Linked DNA regions of Mus musculus: regions 2, 3, 4, 5, 6 and 7 are each linked to region 1. A link is a loop called in an ENCODE intact Hi-C map of the cell type or tissue named here. Cell type or tissue: left cerebral cortex. All regions are shown on one strand.

Region 1 (4,000 bases):
GACCTAAAGGTCTGTCAGATCCCCTGGAATTAGAGTTGCAGATGGTTTTGAGTCACCGGATGTGGGTCCTCTGCAAAAGATTTTAGCTACTGAGTGATCTATTTCTCCAGCCCTGCTTTCTCTTTCTTTTTGTCTGACCCCCCCCCCCCAATAAAATACAGGTATAACAGCAGTTTGGAAGGAAAGAAAGTTTGTTGTTGTTCATGACTCAGATCAGTTTGGTTTTTGTTGTTTTAATTAGTTGTGAGACAGTTTTATGTCATCTAAGTATTTGCTCTTTTGCTGAAGGATGGATGACCTGGAATAATGCTATCTTCTCAGTGACTCTCTTGTAGTTCCCAGGCCTGAGATTACAACCTTTGTTTCTTTATAGTGGAGAAAAATGGTCACAAGCGTGCAGAGGAAGATGACCTTTAAGAGTAGTAGGTTGACATAGAAGAGGGACCAATAGGGTTGGAACTGACAGCAAATGAGACTAGACCATAGGTAACAGAAGTACCGCTTACTTAATCTAGGCAGTAGGGAAGATTAAAATGAGATCTAGAACAAGTACATTTTTACAGACTGGACAAGAAATAGAGGGATCAGTATCCCATACAAAGGTAGAAAAAAATGAAAATCTCAAAAAGGATGAAGGGTAGAAATTGGCCCTTTGAATTTAGAGACAGATAAAAACCCTGCTGTCACACTGAGGGCCAAACAACTGGACACTTAATCCAGAACAGTCTGCATAATTTCCATTCTCTTTCCCCACACTAGTGCCAAGGCCAGATGACAATCAGGATAATTATAACTCAGATATAATAATATTAGATGATAATTTTAAAAATCAGTGGAATGGAATGGGAGACATCTGAGACAGCTCTAAATCACTGTGTCCTTTCTAATGAATCACAGACTGCCAGAAGGTTGGTACTTCTCAGGCATCCATCAGTTGCATTTTAGACCTTATAGTTAGTGACATGCTCATATAAGGTTTTCAGTATTGTTTGGTTTTAATTACCTTTACTGACATCAAATAGATTTCCCCAACTTAGATGTTGATCAAGCTGTCCTTGAGTGGTGAGTGAGAAAAGCAGTAAGATTGTAGAGTGGAAACTGTAGAATTCAACTGCAAACCATTGGCTCACTGGGAGTAGAAGTTTAGTTTTAATTTGGTGTATGTGTATTTACACGACTAGAAAAGTCTAACAAAATTTGTGCCATTTTAGGGGAGATATCTACAAAGTGTGGGGGGAGGGCAAACCATTCTTCTCTTTGCCATGCTGGACAGGTTAGGCGTGCACACAGTATGGATTCCTTTCCTTTAAATCTGTACTTGTACGGCACTATATGCTGCATGATGATTAAGTCCAGTTAGACATAGCTATTTCTTCAAAGGTTGTTTCTTTAAGAGGAAAACTTTAAGAATCTTCTCTTCTAGCCATTTTTTCAGTTGTGCCTGGTGTCTACACTAAAGACCAAACTTGGACTGTTGCTTAAATTGAAAATAACAACTGTTTTTATAAGGACAGTATTTTTAAAAGAACTATTCAAGTCAATGATTGGAATTTACAACTATCCAACATCAACATTTTCATTAAAGACAAAGTAATAGTTAATATCAGACATCCCAAGCACAAGAGCCAGGTCAATTAATTTTAAGAACCTCGCTGGTATTCTCTTCATGAGTGTTTTGTTTTTCATATATTTTAAGCCGAAGGAAACTTCACACTGCCCAGAATGCCAGCAGATGGCGCCCAGGAAACCTCATAGACAGAATAAGAATCTCTTTTTTAAAAAGTCAAAGAACCCTGTATTCAAATGTTAGTAGAAAATAACTAAACAATTGTTTTAACTGGCACTGTTACAGAACAGAGAAATCTGATATCGAGACCCAAGTGTTTAGGATTTTCTAGGACATGTAATTGCCTTTTCTCTCTCCATTTTACTGTCATTTCTTTCAGCTTGGGAATGTAACAATCACATAAAACCTGACTAAAGTCTTACTGGAGAATTGAAGAGATAAAATCTCCTAATGCAGAAGTGAAAAGAGAAGAGTTGCCATCATAGAAAAGAAATAGACTTTAAAGATACTTGTGGTCTGATGTATGTAGCTCATTGTTGTCCCTTGGTGGCCCATATGGATGGTTGCCCAAAAGACTAGAACAAGGTGGAGGTGTAGAACTTCGTTCAGGCAGTGTTCCTTCCGTAGTAAAAACGAGCTAGGGTGAATGGAGCTAATCTGAGCAGAATGGATGGTGTAACTATAAGATACTTGTGCTCTGATTTAGGGCAGAATGGATGGTGTAGACACTTGTGCTCTGATTTAGGGCAGAATGGATGGTGTAGACACTTGTGCTCTGATTTAGGGCAGAATTGATGGTGTAGACACTTGTGCTCTGATTTAGGGCAGGTAGCATGAGACCATGGTCAACCTCTGCAATCCAAGGCAGGCTCAGAACATGAAATGTGATGCACTAGGCTCATTTACCACTGTGACAAATGTCCCCACACACTGGGAGGCGTTCATCTTCATACCATTGTGGAAATTCTAGGTCAGTGCTCCCAAGCAGAAGCTCCTTCTAAACTTTTGAATAATATCCTTTTTTCTTTGTTTTGTTTCCATTTTTTCTAGACAGGGTTTCTCTGTATATCCCTGGCTGTCCTAGAACTCACTGTGTAGACTAGGCTGGCCTCGAACTCAGATTCATCTGCCTCTGCCTCCTAAGTGCTGATATTAAAACTGTGCACTACCACCACCCAGCTTGAAAAATATCTTTATAGTCAACTTATTTTTTAAATTTGTGTATTAGTAGTTATCTTTACTATATGTCTGCACACTGAATATGTTCCTGATGCCAGCGGAGACCTGAGTGTTGTATCCCCTGGAATTGGAGTTACAGATGGTTGTAAACTGTTTTTGTGGTTGTTGGGTTCCAAACCCAGGTCCTCGTCAAGAAAAGCAAGGCCACTGAGCCATCTCTCCAAGCTATAAGTGAAATTTTATTGAAATACAATATTGTTTGTGTTTGTTGGCATGATTTGAGACCATTTATGTTTTGGAGTTGATTTAATTTTCCCTTTTAATCTTTTCTTAGGTGTGCTGATGTCAACAGACTATGAGCTTTCAGAATCTCTGGAGAGAGTACAAAGTTCTGATGGTTATGGTACCATTAATTGGGTTCATACATTTGGGGTGGCACAGAATCAAAAGCAGCCCTGTCTTCCAAGTTCCTAAGGACGATACCACTGAGCTGGATAGTCTGGGACTTGCAAGTCCACCAAAGAGCCAAACCTAGGAGAAGTAGCCATCTTGCAGTTTTCAGGTAAGTTCCATTAAATCTGGTCAACAGTGTATTATTTCCCAGGAAGAAAAAGACTAAACTGAAAATAAATAAACTGTTATTTTTTTTGTTAAGGTACATCCAAATAGCCCTTTTTTTTAAGACAAAGATAGGCATATTTGCAGTTCAAAATAATTTATGAATAAAAATCACTGAAATCAAGAGGATGTGATTATATAATTCAAGTCTCTAATCCTTCATTCATAATCCCAAAATTTGAAAAGTTTTAAAAAGCAAAACTTTTGCATAGTGACAATTGTGGCATTTCTGTGTCTTTAAAAAACACAGAAATAGTATAAGAAAGTGCTTTCCTTTGGATTTCAGGTGTGGAGATATGGGTCTGCTTCTGACTGTCCCTCAGCAGCTATGATTTGCCTGCTGAGCTAGCAGAGGCATGGTTTCTTCAGCTGCAGATAGTTTCTGCAAGTGTGTGATATTTGGAATTCTGGAAACTTCAGAGAGCATAGAAATGCTAGGGCCCCAGGAGGTGGGGTTGATGGTTCTTTGTGGGTGAGGGGGGTTGTATGCAGTTTGTTAGTATTCATGCTCAAAGAAGAAACAAAAGGAAAGGAATTAGATTCTCTATCTCTGTCTTTTTCTCTCTTTCTCCTTCCCTCCCTCTTTCTATCCTTTTTCTCCTATCCATTGATATGGAGTCAAACTGGGAGGTGGGT
Region 2 (4,000 bases), 110 kb after region 1:
GAGACAGGAGGGATTTAATATACATGCTGTAATGATATTTATCTCACAGTTTATCTATATTTCATTCATTTATATAATTTTTTAAAGGTTTCTTTATCAGCTACTAAACATCTCAGCAATTTGGTGTGCATAGCTCTAGATTAAGCAACAGAGAATTGTACTGATGACAAACCACGGGGAGATGGTGATTAACAAGAGCCAGACGTAGAAGATCTTCACGTTTTCCACATAGCAAGAGTATTGTCTCCAAAACATAGCTTTCAAAAGCATTCGACAAACCCTATATTACATCCATTTCACATAGTTTCAGCCAAACACATATTTTGCTAGAAATGATTAATGGTGTGTTAAATCCACTTTGTGTGTGTGTGTGTGTGTGTATGTATATGTGAAAAAAAGAAAATGGGATGATTATAATCAGTAAGTCTGTAGGTTGACAGAAAGAAGGTGACACAGCTGCAGGTTTTGCTGGTATGACTTAATCTTGACAGTGTCCCAATACTGAGCATGCGTAGTTGTTGCTTTGTTATTGTTGCTGTTGTGTGTTTTCTTGTCAGTATGCTACTGTCATGGAAAGTTTTTGTTTAAGTAGGAATCTAAAAGTCTATTTAGTTCTCATGCATAAATGCATAAATCACATCACTTTTAGTGCAATGCCTGTTATGTAATTTCACATTGTCTAATTATGAAATCATAAAGACAAAGAATAGCCATGAGGAACCAAAGACAGCACATTTGGAGAGATTCAGAGCCTGACACCCTAAGAAAGGATTGTGGCAGTAGCTCTGTGGAATGTCACAGTTTTACAAGAACAATACTGTGTATTGAGAAAATCAACAGCACATTGAGCATTCCTAAATTGTTGTCATTCAGCAAACGCCACTGAGAAAAGAAAAAAAAAAAAACGAGACCCAAGACATCTTAAGTTAGGAATTAGAGCCACCAGATGACCACTATGTACAGCCTTTGGAAAGAAAGAGAGCCAGAGAAAAACAAAAAACACATGGTATCATTGGGAAGCTGACAGAGCACACAGGACATTTACAATGGGGGTGACTGACTCTGTGTGTGTGTGTGTGTGTGTGTGTGTGTGTGTGTGTGTGTGTGTGTGTGTATGTGCAAGACCTACTAGGTAATACCATGAGAGAAGCATGAAGGAGCTCTCTTGTCCAACAACATTTGGAGGAGAGCACAGCAGAAGGGCAAATTTAACCACTTCCCAGCATCTTTGTTGCACGTTGGTTGGCTTCATCAATTCTGGTTTTGTTGGAATCAGCCTAGAAAAGAGGAGAGAAGAGAGGTCTTAGACGACTCCTTAAGGTCCTATTCATCCCCGGGGTCCACTCAAGCTCTTTTGTGAAACAACTCATTCAGAAATATCACTCCCCCACCCCCAAGACCATTGGACAAGGTCACAGGAACTTGACTTGAGGTTTCAATGGTTTTCCTCACTGGATAGCATCTGCTGTTTGAGGACAGTATTCTATAGTTTATCTTTTATGCTGGGAAGGTGCTCAAAGGCTAGACTGTCAAGGCCTAGGAAATTAACTGTTCCCATCGCCATGGAGAAAGGTAAGGCAGCAAGTACAGGCTGTTGCTTTTTCCCATTACAAGTGCTGTACAAACAATGCTCCCACTTGTAACTCTACAGCCTGGGCAGAGAAGAAAGCCACCAGGTGGTCGAGGGAATGATCTACTATCACTCACTGACCATAGGCTATGTGCCTACTTTCCCACTTTCCAATCTCAACTGGGTAGAGTTTTCTATATTCAATTTGAATTTATAAATTCCTAGCACACTGGACTCATTTATGTTCAAACAAAGATCTTGAAAGTTGAACATATTTCTGGATTATTCACAACTGAATTATCTGGCTATGGTTCTCTGCCATCTGTTTGGTTAATCAAGAGTTGGCTTCAAAATGAGTATTTACATAAAAAAGAACATTGATTTGTCCTGATTATTCAGAACTATAGACACATATTTTTTGACCCCCCAGGCTTCTCACTTGAAAAATGGATAATTCCTCCAATTTTATTTGGTTCCCAGATCCTTCTTCTGTACCTATAAACTGTGTCATAAATAATCCTACTTTGTTGAAAAGGAAAATGACTTTGCTCAGACCAATCTGACATGCTCCTATAGACTGAATTGTGCCATTTCTAGACTGAGCTCAGAGAAGCTTAAATAAGAAAATAATCCATTTTAAAACAAACGTCAGTTCCGAAGGTAAATGGAGACTGTCTTGCTTATGAATGCACTGCCTGGCCTTTGCAAGGCAGCTTGGGTAAGTAGAGCAGAGGCTATTCTTGGGATAGTCTCAAAGGACAGGGTGGAGCTGTAATGCCTTTGTTCAATAGATGCTTGCTCCTTCCTCTCAAGTTCTCTGAGTCACATTCAAATTCCAGACCCATATTACATGGCACAAAAGTACCACATACTTTTTATGTGGTATATAAAAGAAATAGAAAACAAAAGCAAAACAAAACAAAACCTGACAGAATCTCCCCTCAGGCATGTCCTTTGGAAAATGCCTCTGTCAGTGTTCATCCCGTTTTCCTGGTTAATCCTCGAGGATTTTGTTTTTAAATGGAGGATACCCCATCCTCAGATTCCTGCTTGATTTTAGAGAGTCCTAAGATTGCTGACATTTCTGAGACGTGCTTCCTAAGTTGCCTTTGTGGAAAGGCTACTGTCCATCAGGGAGCCCAGACTTTGTTAGAAGGGGATACTGAGTACATTGAGCCCTTAGCTTCAGGCAGGTGCTGCACTGGCCCACATCACACATCTACAACTGTGTCTATGTCATACACCAGCACATCCAGAGTTAAAATGTTCCCCAGTTCATAGAGCTGGTGAACTACAAATCCCATTTCTAAGCTGTTGTCTTATTTCTCAAGCTCAGTGGCCTCCACTGGTGGAAGACCTTGAGGACCACATCGCTGGATCACAGCACATTTTCTTTCACCAAACCTTACTTTGGAGTTTGAATATCTTTATTGTTTCATTAGCACCAGTATGAAGCTTGGGATGGAAACTTACTTCTAATTTCAAGTATTCTAGAAGAACAATGTGCTTGTAACTTTGATAGTTTGTACATATAAACACACATAAGCAAACCCACAAAGCAATGACTTAAAAATCCAGAAGACTATATCAAAACTCTGTTTTGAACTTCCCAGAATTCTCTCTCAACCCAAATGATGACGAGAGAAGATCATAGTGGGACCAGGAGAGAAGAAAATTCTCTTTGCTTTGCCTACTGTGCGGTTTTAACTCAACCTTATACATACTGAGACTTCTGGTACAGTTCTCAAAGACAAGAACTTCCTTGAGAAAGAGGGAATACTGTAGCTCAGTAACATGATCAGCCAGACTCAAATGGGCTGTTTAAATGGTGTCCAATTGTGACTTTGTGTGTGGGATTCTATTGCAAATATCAGCCAAGATATGCTAATTATTGTAAGGCAATTATACCCTTTAGCTCTATCTCAGTGACTCAGCAGTCTAGGGTTTAAGCAAGCCAGAGCAGCTGCTTCCCATCAACTTGTCTAGCCTTTCCTTAAACTTTTATCCCTGTGTACACCTTTATTGGTAGTTGAACAGCTAAATACAGAAAGTTCTCGCCGTTCTAGAGAATTATACTGGCATAGGTATTAGAACGTGGCTTCTGCTGTCTTTACAAGAGGATAAAAAATTCTTTTTCCAAGACAGTTTCTCAACATTTTGACCTCTTAAGTTAGAAAAAAAAAAAAAAAATCTCTTCTCTGGAACCCTGCTTGGCTTTGTTGAGTTATCTCCTTGCTTCTGAGTCAATTTGGTTCAGTGATAGAAAACAAGCACTTCCTGTTTTCTCAGATTGTTTCCTTTCTGGAAAACAGCGGAGAAATTATTTCTCTGTTCATTTTTCCTTTAGAGCTGTAACAGCTTAGGTCAGGCTGAATTGGTTCCAACACTTTTTGAACCTTTCAACATGGTTCTAAAATCCATTGGCTCACA
Region 3 (4,000 bases), 97 kb after region 1:
GTTTAGCTTTATTAGCTCTTGCTAGTTTACTAAAGTGATTATGCCCATTTATACTGCTTCTGCTGGACACCAGAGTTGCAATACGGCCACACCCTTTCAGAAAGATATAATCCAAGCTGCTCTTCACTTTTCTATTTTCCTCCCAAGTCTCTGGAGCACAAGGGTGATATCTGTGTACTACCATGCCCAGGTGGTACATGTATTTTTAATGTTAGTAGTCCATGATTTTTCTGGTGTTCTCCAGGACCTTGGAACAAAAAGGACCACACAGAGAACTATTGATCTAGAGTTCAGGTTTTCTGATCCTCAACAGGAAATTGAAGATATTCTTATAAGAAGGGCTAGTGTCTTGCTCTCATGCTCTTGGTGGATCGAGCAATTGGACTTATTGAGAACAAGTGTAATAGGAGGTACTAGACTGTTACATAAACTTGAAGGGCACATGTAAAGTTGTAAGAATGGGAAAGAGTGGAGGGTGAGCTTTTTTGGCTAAAAGATGATGCATATGTAATTCCAGAGCTATTTACTTCGGAAAAGTGTTATAACAATAGAGACTCCAGACGAGAGCAGTGTGGTACAAGATTATAGTCAAGGTTACCTTGGTGATGACTGTAGGACAAGAAAGACAGGGCAGAAGAGAATGGACAAAGGAACAGTTTATTTTGGGAAGCCAAACTAGAAATAGCCTTGTAGTCATAACAATAGGCTGAGTTGAGAAGCAGTCCTTGTCTTCAATCCTTTTCTATGGTATGTAAAAGTCCCATTAATAGGTCTCTCTTATTTAACACTACTCCCACTTTTAAAACAATTCTCACAGTGCTGAGGATGAACCCAGGACCCTATGCATGGTTACATAAGCTCTCTACCACTGAGTTTTACCCCACAGCCTTCTTTCTTGTGCTTTCCCAAGTAGGTCTGTTTTAGCTGTGTTGTATGCTGTACACCTTCGAAGTATCATTTCCTCTTCCCTTTTCTTTTTCAGGCAAAACCTATGACTCAAGTCAAGCAGTCCAACTCTTCTAACCTTGTAAATGGTGCCTGCCATCTTTCTTTATGAACTGTGAATATAAGCTGATCCCAGGAAAGTAATCCTTAGATTAGAATGTGCTTTCCTGCTATGCAAATAAAAGCCCTGTTTGTGTGCTTTATACGCATCTTTCTGTCCTACCTGCCTGGGGCAGGCAATGTGTCTATCACTACTGTTGACTTCTTGACTATGCTTGCTTTGACGATGCGTTTTCATCCATAGACTATCACTGTGTCGAGTCACCTGTGCTATCTTCTAGAATGATCATTTTACCCTAGCCTCTGCCTATCCCTTCCTTGTCTTTTACTTCACGTACATTCTCCAGCTTTTGGATTTCATAATCTAGGCAAACACAATTAAATCATTTTTCTGCCTTTTAAAAAACATTTTTATTTTTAATTATTTACTTTTTTGTGCTCATCCATATCTTTAATCCAACAACAACATCTGTCCTCCAAATTGTCCTACAGAAGTGGATATCATTCTAGTCGTGGCAGGAGATAGGGTTATTACTATGAATACGAGACCAGCCTGGCTGATATAGTGAGTTTCTATGTAGCCTTGGTAACAGATGAAGATCCTGTCTTAAAACAAACAAATACTTCCAAAATAATAACAAAATGTTTCTTTCCTTCTTCTTCCCTGCTTTTTGTATTTTTTGTTTTACCAGCAGAGCTCTTTCAAATAAAATCTCAGTTAAAACTCTGTAGGTGGAGCAGGCAATTGAGGAACTTTTGGGATATGAATGGTCCATCTAGGGTTGAGCCAGAAAGCAATCTTAATAGCTGGATGTTAGGCTGTGATGGGGACCTTGCTGGCTTGATTTTCCTTCATGTTTTTCTCACAGCAATGCTCCTTATATGTACCTTCAAATTCTTTTGATCTGATGCCATACCAATCATAGTGCTGGCAATAAGTTTCAAACAGACCTTAACACGCTTACAGAAGGATGAATTGGCTCTGTGCACCTCAGCTTCACCTGTCATGTTGGTCCTGTTGGTATAGTACTGTTTTGGGTTTTCAAGTGCACAAGTCACGTAGAAGGTCTCAATGCTACCCCATGACAATACATGGCCAAAGAAAGTGCCTCTCCATGTCTTTGCCCAGGAAAATAGCCTTGATTCACATTCCACCTGCTTCTCTGCTATCTCTCAGACCCAAATGCCCAGGTACCTAATAACTTGGCTCACTTCATCATACCTCCTTGGCATCACTTCCCAAGGAGTCTTTACATTTTTCCATCCCTCTCTCCTGTCTCTGAACTCACATTCCCAGATGCACTTCTTTATTGAAGTTTTATATTCCGAGGGACCAGACTGCACTATCCTCTACCTAAGGAAAAGCATTTCCAAGGCACTCCAAAGTTTCTTTTTGGTTTGCAGTTATTGTTCTGGAATAAAATGAGGCTAGGACAGTTGGTTGAGGAATAGCCACCCAAGAACCACTCGTTAGTCTGAAGGTTGAGGAGCCAGACTACCTGCACTGAAGGTGTATAAATTCAGAGAATAGAAATTCAAGGATGCTACAATCATGGAAAACAAGGAGATTTTTGGTCGGGGGTATAAAATCTGAAACTTATTAAAGGATGTATTTGGCCTAGTTTGGAGTTTTGCCTTTAATAACAAATGAGTGCATAGATTTAGGTCTCTAGAGTTTTCTATTTATGCAGCCTCTGACAACTTAAAACCACATGCCATTGGCACTCCCTTCATCCTTTTTAAACTGGCAATTGTCACGGTTCCTTTAAGAAGCAAGCTGGTGCCATGGAAGACAGCAGTCACCTCCTACACCCCACGCCTCCAGACACCCAGGAAACATCTTGTATATACTTAAGCTGTCTCTGACACACATAATTTCATCTTCATCCTTGACTAATCAGTCTCGTTTGCCCCGTTAGCAAAGAGAACAGTATATTTTTGAACAGAAAAGCTTGGTAAGAAAAGCAAAATAAAGACTCCCACAAGAAAATAAAATCTAGTGTAAATCTTCACAAAATAGCAACAAATAAAAGATGGGAAGGAAGGCACAGAAGTTTCAGACAAGAGGTACTTATCAAGTGCTAGCTGAGGAGCCAATCCCATTTTGTATGTTAAAATGCTTTCTTCCAAGCTCTGGGTATTTAGGGTTTAAGGGTAGTGGCTACAATCCTCTTGCTTTGGAGGAGTAGGATTAGTTTTGACATTTCAGGATTAAGGTCAGTTTCATCAACAGGCTACCACATTCTGTTAGCACGCGCCAGCTCTATTACTTCTGATATTCCAATCCTTCTTGTGCTCCTGTGGAGAATATCCATCCAGGGTCTTTTCTAAGACAGAGACAACTCTGTCTTAACCTTTCCTTTTATTAGACTCCGAGGACCCAGAGGAGAGAAAGAACTCTTTATATCTCTGAGAATTTCAGAGTAATTGTGAAGGCAGCCTTTCCGTTCAGCAGCACAGCATCTATAACCTTGGTTAAGTGATCTGGAAGTTTTCCCAAGAGGTTGAATCTGTTTCCTCATCCTTGGATGTGGATTGGTGTGAGAGTTACATTGGCCAATATGATGTGGCCAAAGCGAGTAGCCTTGCTTTGAAGAGGATATTAACAATCTCTAAATGGCTTGCTGCAGAAGGAAAGGTCATATGGAGCCAGAGGAAGGCTCAGCAAGAGATGGCCCACTGGTTCCCAGTGGAGCGACAGTTGACCACAATTACAGACTAGCCAAGATTAAAACTTTCTGCCAGACCTAACTTAAATGCCAAAGAACTGAGAGCTAAATAAGTTGTTTAGGATTTTAAGATATTGCGGCTTGGGCAACCTGTTATATAGCAATCACTAAGAACTGTATTCCTCAGATCATGTTGCCTGCTTTCCAGTATCATTAAAAGTATCAGCAGGAGTACTGATGCTAGGCAATTTGGAAACAACTGTATGGGATAACAGCATTTGTTTCTCACAGTATCATAATCAATTGCTCCTAGTTTTCAGAGCAAC
Region 4 (4,000 bases), 400 kb after region 1:
AGCAATTACCTAAAAAAACGAGACTGAATGTGGTGCAAGCGAGAACTTCCTATCTTCGGTAAAGCATGAAGACTTTGGTTTTGAATTCAGGCACACCTCTCATAACTTAAACTCTGCATTTTAATGTCCGCTGTTGTCTTTGGAAGCCACGTGATGAATGGGTATGTCCTTCAGCCAGTCCGCATTTAAATTCAGGGTACATGGTAAATGCATGCATCTTTCTGCCCCTCTGCATTTAAAGATTTCCCCGTAGCTTATTAGTGGCTCGTCCTTGGGAGCTGTTTACTGTTTCTCAATGTCAATGTCTTCTGTTGAAATAAAGGGGCAGTGATAGCACCTGACTCAGGTCATTGCAAAGATAAAAGGAATCAATGAATACAAAGTCTGGTAAAAAAGCCTTGGGTGCTTAAATAATGTAAGCTATCATCACAGGGATGCATCTTTCTCTCTCTCTCTCTCTCTCTCTCTCTCTCTCTCTCTCTCTCTCTCTCTCTCCCTCCCTCCCTCCCTCCCTCCCCCCCTCTCTGTTCCTCTTCCTTTTTCAATTTGTTATGCAACTTGAAGTAGCAGCAACTGAAGATGTTTCACGAATTAGCTACTTCAGGTCAATATCTTCTTGTGAGACCACTGGAGTCAAGAACAATGTGTAACCAGCAGCTACTAGGACAATGCATAGCAGCTGGGGTAACGTGCTCATCATTTAGTTATTTGGGTTGAAGTTCTAATTGCAACGTGACTTCCTTGTTTTCTATACCAGGACTTCTTTCTGAACCTTGAAAACTGATTTTACAAAACAGATACTAGACAATAAATCCTATCACATAGAAAGGAGAAGGTCTCAACCTCTGTGCTCCTGAAAAGATGGCTGTTTTTCAGACAGCTATATGAGCCCCTTTCTCTTCACATAGCTGCTATTGCTTTTAAGAGCCATTTTGAATGTTGCAAAAGCATATTAGTTTAGTATCAAATAATCAGTTTGTTCCTCTATCCATATGTATATATACATATGTATATATACATACACACACACATGTGTATACATACATATCACACACACACACACACACACACACACACACACACACACACACACGTGTGTATATTTTGACCAAGCAAAAGATAATTGTGGGATAATAATTTCCCCCCAAAGTTGTAGGCCTTAAATACATTCTAAGGAGATTTATGCTACTTTCCATACTCCAAGACCTTTTGACCTGTGGGGAAAGTGTCTGTTCACATTAAATGAGAAATGCCAGTGCTCTGTTGAAACTTGCAGCCTGTATATGAAAACAGCCCACTGGCTACAGCTTTGTGTTACAACACAAACACTGAACTCTTCATTGAGTCCAGTGAGACAGTGAAATGTGATGCAGCTCAGACAGGAGAGAATAAGAAACGACTCTGTAAGCCTTGGGAGACTGTAGAAGTTAGGGCCATTTTCCAGGGGTGTTCTGTCAGTGTTTGTTTTTCCCACAGGCCCTTGCTTTTTTTCTTCCTCCTTTCTCTACCCTCCCACCCCCGCCCCTTTCTGTGTATTACACACATCAACAGCGCCACCTACTGGCCTGTTCTATTGATTTTTTTTCTTTCCTGATTTTACAGCTTTTATGGAAGCTGGTTTCACTTTCCATGGCTCTGTGCTTGTTCTGCTGAGAACCTTTGCGGTAACGTAATAGCTCTTCATTATGAAAACGGCATTTCAGAGCAAACAAATGTTCCTACACCACCTTTTCTTTGGTATGATAATTTATGTAAATAACAATGTTATTAGTTTTCCTTTTAAGGTATAGTGTAAATGAATGTGTTGTCTTAGAAAACATATAAAATTAGCAACCCAATAACATTAGCCAGTTAGGCAACCTAGTTTGCTTTTATTTCCTTAAATATTGTTTCTGCATTCAGGAGGGTGTGTGTGTGTGCACATATAATATATACATATATGTTTTATTACGCACTTATATATTATGTTACCCTGAGAGTTGTAGATTATTATCTTCTTTTAAAATGAAGTTAGGAGATGTACTTAGTACATGTTTATAACAATGGGGCATTAGAATAACTTTATGAATATATTATTCATTTTCAGATCCTTGCTTGCAGAAAATGTAGACATTCTGCTTTTTTCATATTTTTGCTGAACAGTGAGTCTGATCAACTGGATGAAAAGTGAGTCATGGCTGTTTGGAAGCTTGGTAGCCCCCAGCACGGCCTCCTCGTGTTTGGCTACTTAGAATCAGTGGCTTGCAAATAAGAGATTGGTAAATATTTGAAAGACAGGGGAAGGGAAGAGCACTTGACTTGGACTATCACACAGTAGCATGTAAGGGTTTGGCTTGATGCAGGGCTGGGGACCAGGATCCATGTGTGGTATAGTGAGGAAGGGATCCAGAAAGGGGCCGAAGCAAGATGGCAAAACCTTAGCTGATTCTGCTTGGGAGCAGTGGAGCATGAAGTGTGTCCCTTTTTTGACTGTGAACTTGTCCTTCTGTGTGTAGGGAGGGAACTGGAAGCAACTGCTATTTATCTAAGAGTCATACTAACTGCAGAATGAGATCCAAGAAAAAAAGAAAAAAGAAAGAAAAACATATTAATTGGTGTTTCAACACAAATCAAATGGAGTATCAAGCTGGGACCATTTCTGTGTTGGAAAGGGAGGGAGGGAGGGAGGAGAGGAGGGGAGGGGAGGAGAGAGACCCTGATAACCCTCAATCCTCCCTGCCCTCCATTTTGTTATTTCAGAAGAACTAAACTCAGAATGTACAGAAGCCACCAAGATGTCATATGATTAGGGATCAGCAATGGCATGAGGGCATTTTGTAATCTGTTGAGGGCTGTGAACACAAGATAGAGTCATTTGTGACATGCTCTTCCAGTTTAGGAAGCATTTGTTTAATAGGGAGGAGGTTGTGGAGATCAGGTAAAAGTTAACACTTTCCTTCAGCATTTGAGAGAATTGTCCGAAATATCATGGAAATCTTAAAAAAAAAGTCATGTTTCTCAGATATAGTCAACATGTCCTGATTTTTTTCCTTGAAAAGCTGAAAACAACCCAGATGTCCCACAACAGGAGAATGGACACAGAAAATGTAGTTCATTTACACAATGAAATACTACTCAGCTATTAAGAACGAAGACATCCTGAGTTTTTCAGGCAAATGGATGGAACTAGAAAAGATCATCCTGAGTGAAGTAACTCAGACCCAAAAGGACATTACTAATAAGTTAGATTACTAATTAGTGTACTCACTAATAAGTGGATATTAGCCAAAGAAAGAAAGAAAGAAAGAAAGAAAGAAAGAAAGAAAGAAAGAAAGAAGGAAGGAAGGAAGGAAGGAAGGAAGGAGAGAGAGAGAGAGAGAGAGAGAGAGAGAGAGAGAGAGAGAGAGAGAAAGAAAGAAAGAAAGAAAGAAAGAAAGAAAGAAAGAAAGAAAGAAAGAAAGAAACGCACATAATACCCAAGATACAGTCCACAGAACTCATAAAGGTCAACAAGCTGAAGGGCCCAAGTGAGGATTCCTCAATCCCACTTGGGAGGAAGAGGAAAGCAATCAAAGGGAGAAGGGAGGGAGGGAGGGACTTTGGAGGGAAAGGGGATAGGGGTAGAGGAGATCATGATCTGGTATTGGGGGGGGGGCGGGGGAAGGACTGAGGGCCAGCAGAAAGGATAGAAACAAGCAATCTCGGGAGGTAGGAGTTTGGGGGGACCCTCCAGAATGTACTAGAGACCTGGGAGGTGAGAGACTCTAAAGACTCAAAGGGAGGGGCCTTAGATGAAATGCGCTACATTGGGGAGAGGGAACTTGTAGAGCCCACCCCCAGCAGGAAGACAGGGCATCAAGTGAGGGATGAGGTTGCCATCCCACAGTCAAAACGCTGACCCATAATTGTTCCTTCCTGAAAGAACTGCAGGGATGGAAATGGAGAGGAGCCTGAAGTAAAGAAGGTCCAGAAACAGGCCCAAGGTGTGATCAAGGGGAGACACCAAGGCCTAACACTTACT
Region 5 (4,000 bases), 740 kb after region 1:
TTCAGTCTTGTCTTAGCTCTGTACAGACAGAAAAACAATGATGCCTGAATCCGTTTCACAGGTCTTCATGTTGCTCTCAAAGAAGCTTATCTATGCGGATCTTTGCACAAATGGAGCACAGACAGGTTCCCAGACTTATCTGTGCTCAGATGTCTCTCAAGCCAGACCTTACCAATGTCTAACTCTCCAGGGCCTAGGAGGCCATTTGATCTTGATCAAGAGAGGTAGTTCTGACTGAACATGAAGAAGTGCACCATGCTTGACTTATAATGATCCCAGAATCCTTTCTGCCTTCAACAGCCTTTCTGGAGAGGCTTGAATTCAAATTTCCATTTTTGTATTTCAGGTCACGTTGTTTCGACACACGGCTGCTGTGTCCTGAGATCAGCGCTACGTGCTAGGGACACAGCAGTGAATGAGTCAGATGTGAGCTCTTCCTTACTGAACCATTCATCCCAGAGGGGAAGGGCTCAAGGGAGTGATCACAATTACACATACAGAGTACGGAGAGGAGAAAGGGAAGTAGCAAGGATGGAAATAGCCTGCTCCATCCTCATCCTCTCTACCCACCTCCTGCCACGTTATTCAAACTCTGAAGGCATCACTTTTATCTTGGGACACTGTCTAATGGGTGCTTCAGAGGGAAGGTGACCACAAGGATAAATAATCCAGAACTTAGGCAGTTTCATGAATGGCTGAGAACAGTGGTGATCTGTCAAAGACTCAGGAGTAGAAAGTTATGTAGGACAGCTGTCTTCTAATGCTGAAAGACTTCCCCTTGGGAGCAAACTTCAGCACCATCTAGAAATCCCCTGTGAGTTCAAACAACAAGAGCCAAGTAGAGAAATCACAGAGATTCGGCGTCATGCTCACCAGAGCAGAGTTGGATACAGTGTGTGCTTTCTAGTATCTACCCAAGAATGCAGAGAGCACCAGCCATCAGGAACAACCAAGTACTGGCCCAGCTGCTCACATCAGAATCAACACAGCAAACAGGGAGGGAGAAGAAGTCAAGAAGAGAGAGGAGTCGACAAAGTTTTCAAGATTTGGTGTCAGAGAGGATGAGCCACTCGTAAGGAAGCTGGCTAGAACAAGGCCGGGGCTTAGCAACTATCAGCTGTCTCCTCCAACTGAAAACAAAAGAGAGTGATCGGATCCCTTTTCGGTTTTTCTTTCCCAAATCCTAGATGGTACTTAACATTCCTAGGCTTGAACATCACCATGCTTTTGTGCGGTTTGTTTGTCTGTTTGTTTGTTTTTACTCTAAAGCTCTTTGCTTCTATTTGCTCTAGTCCATTAAATACTAGAGCAACACCCAGGAACAGACTATGAGAGGACACACCTTCCATCTTCTGAATCTCCTCTTGGAACCCCCGCCCTGAAACACTGCTATGTTCACTCTCTAAGTTTCCCTTTAACCAGCTGGTTATTCTACTTACGGACCTTGCTGTCAGGCAACAGGCACTCCATAAATAATGTCTGAACTAAAGTCCGGAGCCAGGGTACCTTGCTATACGTTCACCTCAGCAATAACACTGGGTAGAGGTTCTTAGCAGAGAAAGGCACAAGCCACATAAAGTAGAGTCATGCATTTCAATTTGATTAACAATTTTAGCACAATAACATTAGAGAGGTGTCCTCTGACCTATCGAGTTCCTAAATGTTGTGAATTCCTTAAACTATGCCGCCCTCTTCTGGTGTAAGTGTCCCATTACAAGCCTACTCATCTGTTTGTAAATTCAGTTTAGATAATCTCTTCTTGTATATTCAATCTTTTCTCCTATTGCATTTCTACAACTTAAGGATATAGATTTAACATTTAAACATCCCTTTAATGCTTGATAATACAACTTTTATTTATTTATTTATTTTTCCTTTTTTTGTTTTCCATAGTTTAGTATTAATAATAATCATGGTCATGCTGACATTTTGAATGCTTGGATTCCTGTATTGTCTCTAAAACTGAATAATTTTCTTGGCTTTCAGTTAAGGGCAAGTGTTCCTGTTTCTGATGCACATTGAAAAGCTCGCAGGGAATAATAAAGTTATAAGCAGGAATAATCGCTTAACACAGTTTTCCCGGGTCTCATCCTCAGCTCTGTGTCTATGAAAATCTCTGTGCTCAAAGGCATCAAAGGAAACTGAGATGCCATCTAGTGCTTGGGAAAGAAAAGGTGCTCAACTCTGTTCGTTGCAGGCTAGATTTCTCAAACCTATGCAAAGGTGCCACCTAGTGGCCGAGAACAGCATCACAGCTTTGCACCTAGCTGCTTTGGGAAGCGGGGTGACATTGTTAGCACCTGTATGCTGTCATTTGGGGTATGGATACATTGTGGCTTTAATTTGTCAATGCTTCCACTTACAAATTAAGAGGAATTTGCATTTTAATTAGCAAAACTGATCCCATACTGAGATAAACAAATGTTATCCTCTCAACTCTGAGTAATTAGACAGCTTTCCCTTCTGAGTTATAATTTAACCTTTTCCACACTCTGTTGTGCCTCTCAGCCCTTTTGTTCCTGAATCACACATAAATTAAATTTCCTGTAAGAAAGTCTGTTTTGGAAAAAATCACATGTAGATGCTGTGACAGATATTCTGACAGAACCCCCAGTTAACAGCCTCTATCTAGTGCCTGCCACCATGATAGTGAACATCTGGAATATACAGTCACTTATTGTGACCACAGACTCAACCAACCGCTAATTTCACAGGCAACTTCCCAGAAGATGTTCTTGCCAAATTCCTGGCCTCCACAATACGGAACAAAAACACCTGTGGCTTTGCAGTGGTGGTGACTAGAGCATCCGTTCTTAGTCTCCTGCTTACTCCTCCAGCAAGGGGGCAACTCCACAAAATGTGATACAGTGGCCTAATGCAGTCATCTTTCTTGGTAGAGAGAAAAAAATGCCTTAATATAGTTTGCTGGTGGTGGATTGGTTTATTTGCGTTTCGGTTTTTTGTTTGTTTTGTTTTGTTTTGTTTTGTTTCGTTTTTGTAGACCAATTTCTGGATCAGAGAAAATTTAGAAGGTACAGAGGATCCACAGATACTACCACCCCCAGCCCCAAACATGCACAGCCTCTCAATGCCAAAAGCCTCACCAGACTGATGCAGTCTTGTGACTGAGGGACTCTCACTGATGCAAGAACACCAGCCACCGTCCACAGGTGACACTGAGGGAATGCTCTTGGCATGCACATTGCACATGACTGCCAACAGAGACTTAAATCTACGGTTGGGTGGCATGGGGCAGTGTTACTGCCCTGAGCATCCCTGTGCTCCAGCTACCCATGCCTTCCTCCTGTTAATCCTGGAAATCATGAGTCTTTTTACTCTCTGCATAGCTTTACCTTTTACAAATTGTTATAGGTTTGCTCTCTCTCTATCACATATGATAATGATTCTCTACCTTCCTGATGCTGCAGCCCTTTAACACAGTCCCTCATGTTGGGGTGACCCCAACCATAAAGTTATTTCATTGCAACTTCAAAACTAATTTTGACACTGTTATGAATTGTAACATAAATATCTGATATGCAGAACGTCTGATATGCGACCCCCAAAGGGGTCACAACCCACAGGTTGAGAACTGTTGTTTATAATCTACTATATATTCACCTAAGTACATGGATTTTTTGCTGGAATTTTGATCTGAATTAAGCTACATCTGTAGATCAAGTTGAAGTAAGAACATTATGTCATCTGATCCATGATCATGGAATATTTATTTGTTTACTCAATTCCTTTTTATATTTTCGTTAACATTTTGTACTTTGGAGCACACAGATCTTGTCTGTGTTTGTTAGATTTATACCTGTAAATTGCAATGAAGATGCTAATCAGAATGGTATTTTTTTTTTAATTCTGAGCTTCACTTATCCATCAATGATACACAGGAACCAACTGATGTTTTATATAAGAAATAATGCGATTTCTTTATTCACTTTAGTCTGTTTAATATTTCCTTTCTATTAATTTTTGGTTGCCATACAGAGTA
Region 6 (4,000 bases), 920 kb after region 1:
TTAGAGTGACCAGAAAAGAAAACGGCTCCATGCCTGCAAAGTCCTGGCAAGGGTGCTGCTCACAAAGTGAGGGACTGACCAGACATGCGTTGCTATTTAGTTAGCTATTTTACTTTTATTCCTGTTTCTACCAAATTTTAAAGCCATGCAGAAGAACACGGTCATGTAAAATAAATATGGTTTGTGCCATCTGTCTCTCTCTTTTTTTTAATGCTTATTTTCCTATTTCCCAATCTGTAGTCACAGGATTATGGTCAGAGGCTCTGATGCAAACTTGGAAAACTTCAAGCATTTGTACATTTATCAAAAGTTAGAATTTGTAGGGGAAAAAAAAGCACCACTGTATGTTGAAACCCTGCCCGTGAATATATTCTGGAAGATTGAACTACAGATTAGTACTCTGATGACATCTCTTTGCATGGCATCTTACAGAGTTTACGATGAAAGTCTGTCATATTATGGTAGGTGCTGCTGCCATCCGTGTTTGCTGGATGGCCACCTTGGTTGTGGTATTTTCCAAAGGAGCAAAGAGACTAAGTTATCACACAAAGATACTGAAACCAAATCCCATCTCTGGGAACAAAGATGTAAGCTTGATACAGAAGAGAGAGAAATTAAAAATATTATAGAATAGGGGCTACTCATAGCATTGATGGAATGGATTAAAACTGAAATGGCATCTTCTGTTATGGCTTCGTTTTGGGGATTTAATTTTTTGCCATTAATATAAATGCAAGAAAAACAAATTTTTTTCACATGGCAGCTTCCTTTAAAAAGAAAATGCCTCAGGCCAACGGGAGCAGCTGCAATGGCTGCCCTGTCCCAATGTTCTTGTGGAATTCGGGGTCACTGGACATTAGCGCCTACCTGGGGTTTGATAGTTCAGTGAAACCATCTGGCAACCAGCGTTCCAGAAAATCTGAGGCATGTAATTACTGGAATCAACTCGGCCTCCCTTGGGGTAAATGCGGCTCATTTGTCGCTTATTGTAACTGGGTAACTGATTAAGGAAATCCAAGAGCAGCCAAGGCGAACGCACAACAGAGAACAACAACAGTGGGGTGCGGGACAATGGCAAGCAGGTAGATAGCACGGGGCCAATCCCCTTATAAACACTGCTCAGAGGAAATCACAGCTGCGGTGTGCATTCTGGAAACAACGCATGTACGTCTGGGGACACCATTTTACAGCGCTATGATAAAAATTATACAAAAAGCTAAATATTAAAATTATAGACCACTGCCAATCTACTGCAGAGATCCCTGCCGGTCCTTGAGAGCACCATTCATCCCATACAGTCCGTTAGGATACTTTACAAACTCAATCGCGTGCGTCTTCAAGTAGCCAAGGCCAACCGACTCGTTAAAAGAAGACATGTTATAGTGAATATTGCGCTCTGTAAAAGACAAGCAAAGATGTACTCAGAAACTCAGCCATCAAACCCCTCAAAAAGCAAGCAGCAGACAGAATCACAACCAGCATCTTACATCCCAGCTCAGGAAGAATTCGTGGCCCATGCTACATGACTGTGTGTGTCATTTGCTCTGAGTTTCACTAACTTTCTGTGCATATGATGAATTAAATGTGGACTCACTAAACAAGTGATATGCAACCCAAGTGTCATAGTCACTGCTGCGATATGCAGTTTTTGATAATAACGTACTCTTCGGGCCAGAAATGGTTAGGAAATACCTTTAACTACTTTTGAACGGGCTTTCGTGGGGAACCAACTTTTGAATAGGAGTTATGTACCACAGAACATCAAATCTTACTTCCCTAACTCAAGGCATTTGTACCCACTGATTAAGTTTTCCTCACTCTCCTGAAGCCATAGATTACACAATATACACACACAGGTAACAAAGACAGGTACTGTGCCTCATAAATATTACTAATATAGTTTGTCATAACAAAGTAAATAAAGAAGCCTTACGAAAGCATACGGAAAGCTACAAGCTAAGTCACAGTCTTGCACCGCCACCTCGTGGATGATTTGGAGAATGACAGCATAATACCACCACAAGTGAATCAAGTCAGGTGAAGTGATGGACATCCACAAAGAAAAAAGATGGCAACAAATCAGCGGGGCAGCCAGTGCGACAGGGAAGCAGACAGGAAAGCTACTGCATTTAACCTGCAATGTTACCTTCAGCCACGTGGAAACCTTGAAACTTCACGGGCTGGGCATAGTTGATCATCGTGGACAAGTACGGATGGATGTTCGTGGTAGCACCTACGTATTTATAAGATGCCATCCATGCTTGCTCATCCTCTACGGTGACCAGGCCCTGCAAGCACAAGGACAAACCCGTTTAAGTGGATGGCTTCAAAGGGACTCACGGATTCAGTTTAGGCATCCTAATTAAAAGAGTATCTGCATTGCGTAAATTAATATGTAACAGACCTTGTTGCTCTCTTAAAGTTTTACTTTAAAAGTCATAGGTTTTAATACAAAAGGAGATAACCTGAAAGCATTCATTTTATCTGTTAGGTTTTCAAAGGACCATCAAACGTTCAAGAAACTTTACCAGGTCTCACCCAACACCGACAGTGATAGACTGCAGTATTACCATTCAGGCCAATACACAAAGCTCCACTGGGTGGCCATCCAGCAATGGCATACATCAAAATCACCCACAGGCTTTGTAGGCAGAAACTGCAGGCCCCGCTGGAAGAGATCTGCTGGAGGAGGCCTAAAGGGTTGTCATTCCACAGCCGAGTTTTCAGGCACTGCCAATGGGGAACTGGAGACCACGTTTTAAAGTAATCTCTTCAGGAACTTGCAGCACACACACACATATGATTTAGTTATCTCTATTAATGCACTTACTATCAAAAGAACTTGGTAACTTGCTACATAGGACATATTACATTGTACAGAGAAAAACTACAAACGACTGTTTGCATTTCTTGAGAAATTAAAGCAAAAATAACTCATTCATCAACAAAATGGGTGTCCCGAAAAGTGGTCGGTATTTTGTTGGGAACTTTGGAGTTATTTTCCTCCAAGAGACTCAATCTAAGAACAGAAACAGCTCGGGTGCACAGTGAGTAAGGTCAGTTAGCTTATCTGCTCGCTTTGGCTGAGGACCTAACCTCTGCATCTTTGACATCAGCCTGCTTCTTCCTGTGAAAGTCTGTGATAGAGTACATGACACTTATGCCCATTTTCATCTTTTTCCATATAAGCCCAGAGTCCACTCACCATGCCAAATATGGGCAAGAGCCAAATCTGTTTTGTCCCATGTGTCTCATGCTCAGAACACCAGTGCTGTATGTTGGAGCCATGAGGGTATGCCCGCCGTGCTGTCTGCGGGGTCCTGTTGCACTTAGACTGAAATCTCCTCATCTTACTGAACTTGAAGGATTTTGGAATGTACCCCCGTGTATCATGAGAACTCCCAGTAGCCGCAGGGCAAAACTGAGGCCTTGGGGACTAAAATCATCCAGCTAACATGGAAAACATCGAATTAGCCAGTCTGTGTACTTCTGACCCTACCATCTTAAGAAAATCAATCCGGGCATAGAGGGTCCTTGTGAACACGGGAGGGTATCCCTTCAGGATGAATAGTCAGGAAATAAGATGACACTTCATTCTATATGCAACAAGACCCTACAGACAGCAAGGCAGGATGTTCTCTGTTCTGAATTGTGAGTGACAATCCGGGGAATTGGCAAATTCTGTGCGTGACTGCCATTGGTCTCGGCATTGCACAATGAAATACGTGTACAAACAACGAGAACCTTGTGGAGCATAAAAGAAAACAAAATGTAATATATTTTCTTCACAGTAAGGCCAGTGCCCAATGCGACTGAATTCTGAGAACCCTATGATGAATGGTAACCTTCAGAGGATTGGCACCTTCAGAACCACGATCGATTCCACCACACTATCATATGGCTCCGATTACCTACTGGTTATTTTTATCTTCACATTCAATATGCTAATAATTATGTAACCTTCTCCTTTGACGGAACTCTCATTCCATTTAAGGAGATA
Region 7 (4,000 bases), 170 kb after region 1:
GACTTGTGTATAACAACCAGTTAACTGTGGTAAAGGATAATGTTTGTGAGTCAGCAGAAAACCAACAAGAAAACAATCAGTGACAATCTTTTCTTGCCTTGTAACAGTTTACCTGGATGAACAAAGCTGGAATCTGAAGTCAACTATAGAGGCAAGGAGTCTTTTCTGAAATAAGAGGATTGATTTTTCTGTCTCTGTCTCTGTCTCTGTCTCTGTCCCTGTCCCTGTCTCTGCCCCTCTCCCCCTCCCCCTCTCCCTTTCCCTCTCTCCCTCTCCCCCTCCCTCTCTTTCGCTCCCTTTCCCTCTCCCCCTCTCCCTCTGCCTCTCCCTCTCCCTCTCCGATATAACCCAGAGCCTCACATATGGTAAGCAGGTGCTGGACCACTGTACCTTCAACCATGTGCGATCATTTTTTGTTTACACTGTATCATATGATTCAGGTCATATAGAAATATGACTTTTTAAAATACTTAGCAGTTCAGAAATTCTGCAGAGGTATTTTTTCTCTCTTATAAATGGCAGACGGAGAGCAGAAGTTAGAAAATAAAAGCCAACAAACTGCTTTAAGTAAGACACAGGAGATGAGAAAAGTAGAATCTTGAAGCGAAAATTCAAACCTAATTTATTTTTTACAAGGAATTTAAAATGTTTGGGAAAGCTGCAGGACATAGTATATACTAGATGACCAAGGATCTGAATAAGGAGGGCAGACATTCAAGGCAGTGATGATGTTGAACAGAGCTTTGAAGCAAAAGGCAGGATTTCTTGCCTGACTAGAAAGATGATATCAAATAATTTGGGGCAGAGGGAATACAAAAAAAGACTAAGAAAGGGATATGATACTGAGGACACATGAATTCTAAGATCTGTGACTGCAGGTTGACAGCAGAAGCATTGCTGAGACAACAGGATCCAAAAGCCTTTCTTCTGAGGCCCACACACGTCGCTGAGGCCTTTCAGCTGCGTCAGAATAGCAGCAATACTGACCAACACTGTCTGTGGATGAGGAGACCAAGTTTTACAGTGCCCTGGTGGGTTATTAGGAGACTGATTCTGAAAACAGGAAATTATAAGCAGTTGCTTCAGGAGAGCTGTGAGCATGCCTCGATTCTCAAACCAGGAGGGAAAGATGGGGGAAAAAATCACGTGCAGAGGCCTGCAGTATAGTTTAGGGGATGAGTGCTTGCTTAGCATGCTTAATGCTCTGGGTCCAATCCTGTCTGTCTATCTATCATCTGTCTATCTGTCTATCTGTCTATCTGTCTATCTATCTATCTATCTATCTATCTATCTATCTATCTATCTATCTAGCATCTATCTACCTATCAATGTATATTCACTGTGATTCATTTGACCAGCAAGAAAAGTGATGATACAAAAAGCAACCAAGTACATTCAGCTAGCACCCTGGTCTCTGGAGTCAGACTGACTACAATTATTCCCGTTCAGCTCTCTGATATGTCATTTAGCTCTTGGCTCTATCTCAGCCACTTCACCTGTAAAACTGAAATGATTTACTACAAAGTCATTACCAACACTTGGTGAACTAGCAGCAGAGATAGCTCAGGCCATCTCACACCTGGCCCCCCACAAAGTACTTCGGATTAGTCTTTGCCTTAGGCATCTCTGTCCTTTAAAATCGAATTCATGGCTTACTAAATGCTATTGTATTGTATCAGACACATGACTGTAGTTTACATAGTTCATTTAAAATCAGAATTCACTTGAACTTTTTCAGGGGAAAAGTATAGCTAGCGATCTTGGTGAAGATAATAATGTAAAAAAAAAAAAAACAACACAGCTATTGTTACAGCAATGACAGCAATTCTGAAGTCTCTTTCCTTTTATAGGACTAATTTCTTTGAAACAGTTTCCCCACTCACCATGTCTTGCTTTCTTGACACTGTGATTCACATCTTCCTTTTCTCTTACCTGAGAAAGGTCCTCTGGACCCAGCTTGACAACCTCCTCCTAAAGTTTCAATGACATTCCCTTCCCCCAACTTCCCATGAGCTGGGAGGTCACACATTACCACATCACATTTCTTCTGCCAGTGATTTGGTAAATAGCGAAAGGGGGAAATCACGTTGTGTTTCTGACAGAAGGCAAGTAATCAAATCTATGCTTGTAACCTCCATTCCTTCCTCTGCAGTGATGATGCTGTTGGCTATTTTGGTTTAGTATTTCTATCAGTATTTAGAATTTTGACATTTTACTATGGGAGTGGCAACTACAAGGTTAAAAAACAGAAATGTGTGTAGTTTAGACTTCAATCCAGCTCTAGGATATAGGGAACCAAGAAGAATCAGCCTGCTTAGTTGGAAAAGAAATGTGTTCTGTTATTTACCTCTGCTTACCCCAGCTTTATAAAATGTTACCACCACGCTCCATTTTTAGGCACTGGTTCAATTTGTCATGCAGTATGTAACACATTGTGAAAAACCGACCCCTTCCTGCCCCAATTCAGTGCATTTGCCAATGTGGAATATTCAGAGAGAGGGAGAGACCGTTCTACACTATGTTTATTATTCAAATGTACATCCTAGGATCTCTGATCACCTGGTTTCTGACCTGCCTTTTAATTTCCCTAGCATGTATTCATCTCAGATAGTTTGTTCTAGTTAAATATGGAACACCGAAACTGCAATTCACTTATGGGGGAGGACTATATGTCCATATAGGTGCGAATATCTTGGAGAGAGATGGTAAGTGATGTTTAACTACAGGACTTTTTTTTTTTTAAATGAATCACCCTTGATGATAGTGATGTGTTTCCCTTTAATACTGGGGATTAAACTACTCTGTTAATTTTGGGGTGTTAGCCAGAACCTCGTTGCTTTGCTAGTTATATTACTCAGAAATCAATTTTAGAGTAAAATATCTAATTCTAAGATTGCCATTCAAAACATTCCATAGGGGGCTCTAATTCCATTCTAGAAAACCCTATACAAGCTTTCAACTGTCTCCAAATGGCTAGACATTTGCAGGATTCACTGAAGAAAGATAGCCTGGCTTACATAACTTGAAGTTGTTTACTTAGCAGGCCGTTCTAATTTCTTTTCAACCTTTCCAGGCTAGCTCAAGACCTATGTCTACTTTGATTTTGCCCTGTCTGAAACCCTATCCTTACCACCGCTCACATTTACTTACAAATGAATTACTTACAATCTCATAATTTTTCCTTGTTTTATTGGTTTTTAACTTTGGATTTGTGTGATAAGTTTTATTACTTATTATTTCTATTAAGATTACTAGATTCTAAACTTACTGAGGTCAAAAACCATATAACCATGAAATGTTATATCCCCTGTGGGGTTGATTTATGTATCTGGTGCTTTCTGACTGATCAATATCTTCCTATTAGGTTGGTGCCTGCTGGCAAGGGATGACATTGCAGAATGTATCCAGTGCTGAGGCCAAACCCATTATTTTTCCTGCTTTTCTAGTACTGTAACGCAATCTCATAATGTAAGAAGCATTGCTTATTGATAGTGCATCATTTAAAAGTCAGGATTTTCTTTTGTTTCCTCCTTCAATCTCTTTATTACATTGTTTTTATTTCTACAATGGTCAAAGCCAACAGTTCTCCTGAAGGCCAGCTGCTATGCAGTTGCTAGGCGTCATTGGAGGAGAAATCAATTGTTCAGCTGATAACCTTTACTGCAGGGTTAACTTTAGAGTTTAGGAATATCATCTAACAAATTAAGGGACAGCTTGCCTTAGAGCTGTGAAAGCTTTATAAAGTAAAGGTTAAATTATCAATTCTAGGGATATTGCACCATGAAAAGATTGTAGAAATTGTACATTATTTTGTGCTGAGAATGCTAAATGTGGAAAACAACAATAAACAAACAAGCAGGTTCCATCCCACCATCTGCAGGAATGTTTCCTGGATTCTCCATATGCCTCTCTGCTCCCACCTCCTTCATCACATTGTCCTGGATTTTTAAAACGAAGAAAAACCATCTTATTATTTTTCCTTCTGAAGATTTTCCATGAC

What was found. Peaks named below come from ENCODE experiments on the same cell type or tissue, not always from the same donor. Only the 100,000 strongest peaks of a DNase experiment are listed, where the experiment ranks them.
Region 2: a loop joins it to region 1, with 2.4 times the contacts of the local background. A loop is called at or near these places in 5 of 42 quality-filtered maps.
Region 3: it touches region 1 in a loop (2.0-fold over the local background); 2 of 42 quality-filtered maps call a loop at or near these places.
Region 4: it touches region 1 in a loop (9-fold over the local background); 15 of 42 quality-filtered maps call a loop at or near these places.
Region 5: it touches region 1 in a loop (12-fold over the local background); 4 of 42 quality-filtered maps call a loop at or near these places.
Region 6: it touches region 1 in a loop (7-fold over the local background); 2 of 42 quality-filtered maps call a loop at or near these places.
Region 7: a loop joins it to region 1, with 13 times the contacts of the local background. A loop is called at or near these places in 9 of 42 quality-filtered maps.

Annotation. Positions count from the first base shown.
Region 1 is chr2:136,884,781-136,888,780 of GRCm38, reverse strand. Mkks (McKusick-Kaufman syndrome) reads left to right here. Exons shown (of 6, transcript NM_021527.2): 2 at 3,081-3,308. Among named protein-coding and RNA genes, the nearest start is that of Mkks, 4.6 kb to the left of the region's middle. In left cerebral cortex, a CTCF peak has its summit at 1,731 (motif pointing right); a DNase peak (open chromatin) is centred at 1,723; H3K27ac peaks cover 265 bases.
Region 2 is chr2:136,778,352-136,782,351 of GRCm38, reverse strand. It overlaps Snap25 (synaptosomal-associated protein 25), which reads right to left. Exons shown (of 8, transcript NM_011428.3): 8 at 1-1,277. The coding sequence ends at 1,209. Among named protein-coding and RNA genes, the nearest start is that of Gm39943, 25 kb to the left of the region's middle. In left cerebral cortex, no CTCF peak of the experiment used is centred here; DNase peaks (open chromatin) are centred at 679, 1,340 and 2,332; H3K27ac peaks cover 2,460 bases.
Region 3 is chr2:136,787,380-136,791,379 of GRCm38, reverse strand. No RefSeq gene overlaps it. Among named protein-coding and RNA genes, the nearest start is that of Gm39943, 16 kb to the left of the region's middle. In left cerebral cortex, no CTCF peak of the experiment used is centred here; DNase peaks (open chromatin) are centred at 920, 2,308, 2,815, 3,509 and 2 more places; H3K27ac peaks cover 3,266 bases.
Region 4 is chr2:136,483,499-136,487,498 of GRCm38, reverse strand. It overlaps Gm32546 (a long non-coding RNA gene), which reads left to right and starts at 1,096. Exons shown (of 6, transcript XR_866766.1): 1 at 1,096-1,737; 2 at 2,087-2,166. In left cerebral cortex, CTCF peaks have their summits at 1,362 and 1,563 (motif pointing left); a DNase peak (open chromatin) is centred at 1,575; H3K4me3 peaks cover 420 bases; H3K27ac peaks cover 330 bases.
Region 5 is chr2:136,147,389-136,151,388 of GRCm38, reverse strand. The region is part of intron 3 of Pak7 (p21 (RAC1) activated kinase 7); the gene reads left to right. The region is part of intron 3 of Gm14218 (a long non-coding RNA gene); the gene reads right to left. Among named protein-coding and RNA genes, the nearest start is that of Gm14218, 12 kb to the right of the region's middle. In left cerebral cortex, CTCF peaks have their summits at 1,686 (motif pointing left) and 2,230 (motif pointing left); DNase peaks (open chromatin) are centred at 1,058, 1,268, 1,668, 2,185 and 1 more place; H3K27ac peaks cover 518 bases.
Region 6 is chr2:135,965,313-135,969,312 of GRCm38, reverse strand. Plcb4 (phospholipase C, beta 4) reads right to left here. Exons shown (of 39, transcript NM_001355153.1): 21 at 2,147-2,288; 22 at 1,312-1,396; 23 at 868-992. Among named protein-coding and RNA genes, the nearest start is that of Lamp5, 90 kb to the left of the region's middle. In left cerebral cortex, a CTCF peak has its summit at 1,980 (motif pointing left); DNase peaks (open chromatin) are centred at 1,350, 1,586, 1,966, 2,231 and 2 more places; H3K27ac peaks cover 863 bases.
Region 7 is chr2:136,715,957-136,719,956 of GRCm38, reverse strand. The region is part of intron 1 of Snap25 (synaptosomal-associated protein 25); the gene reads right to left. Among named protein-coding and RNA genes, the nearest start is that of Gm32659, 3.6 kb to the right of the region's middle. In left cerebral cortex, a CTCF peak has its summit at 3,401; DNase peaks (open chromatin) are centred at 1,008 and 2,466; H3K4me3 peaks cover 3,438 bases; H3K27ac peaks cover 1,818 bases.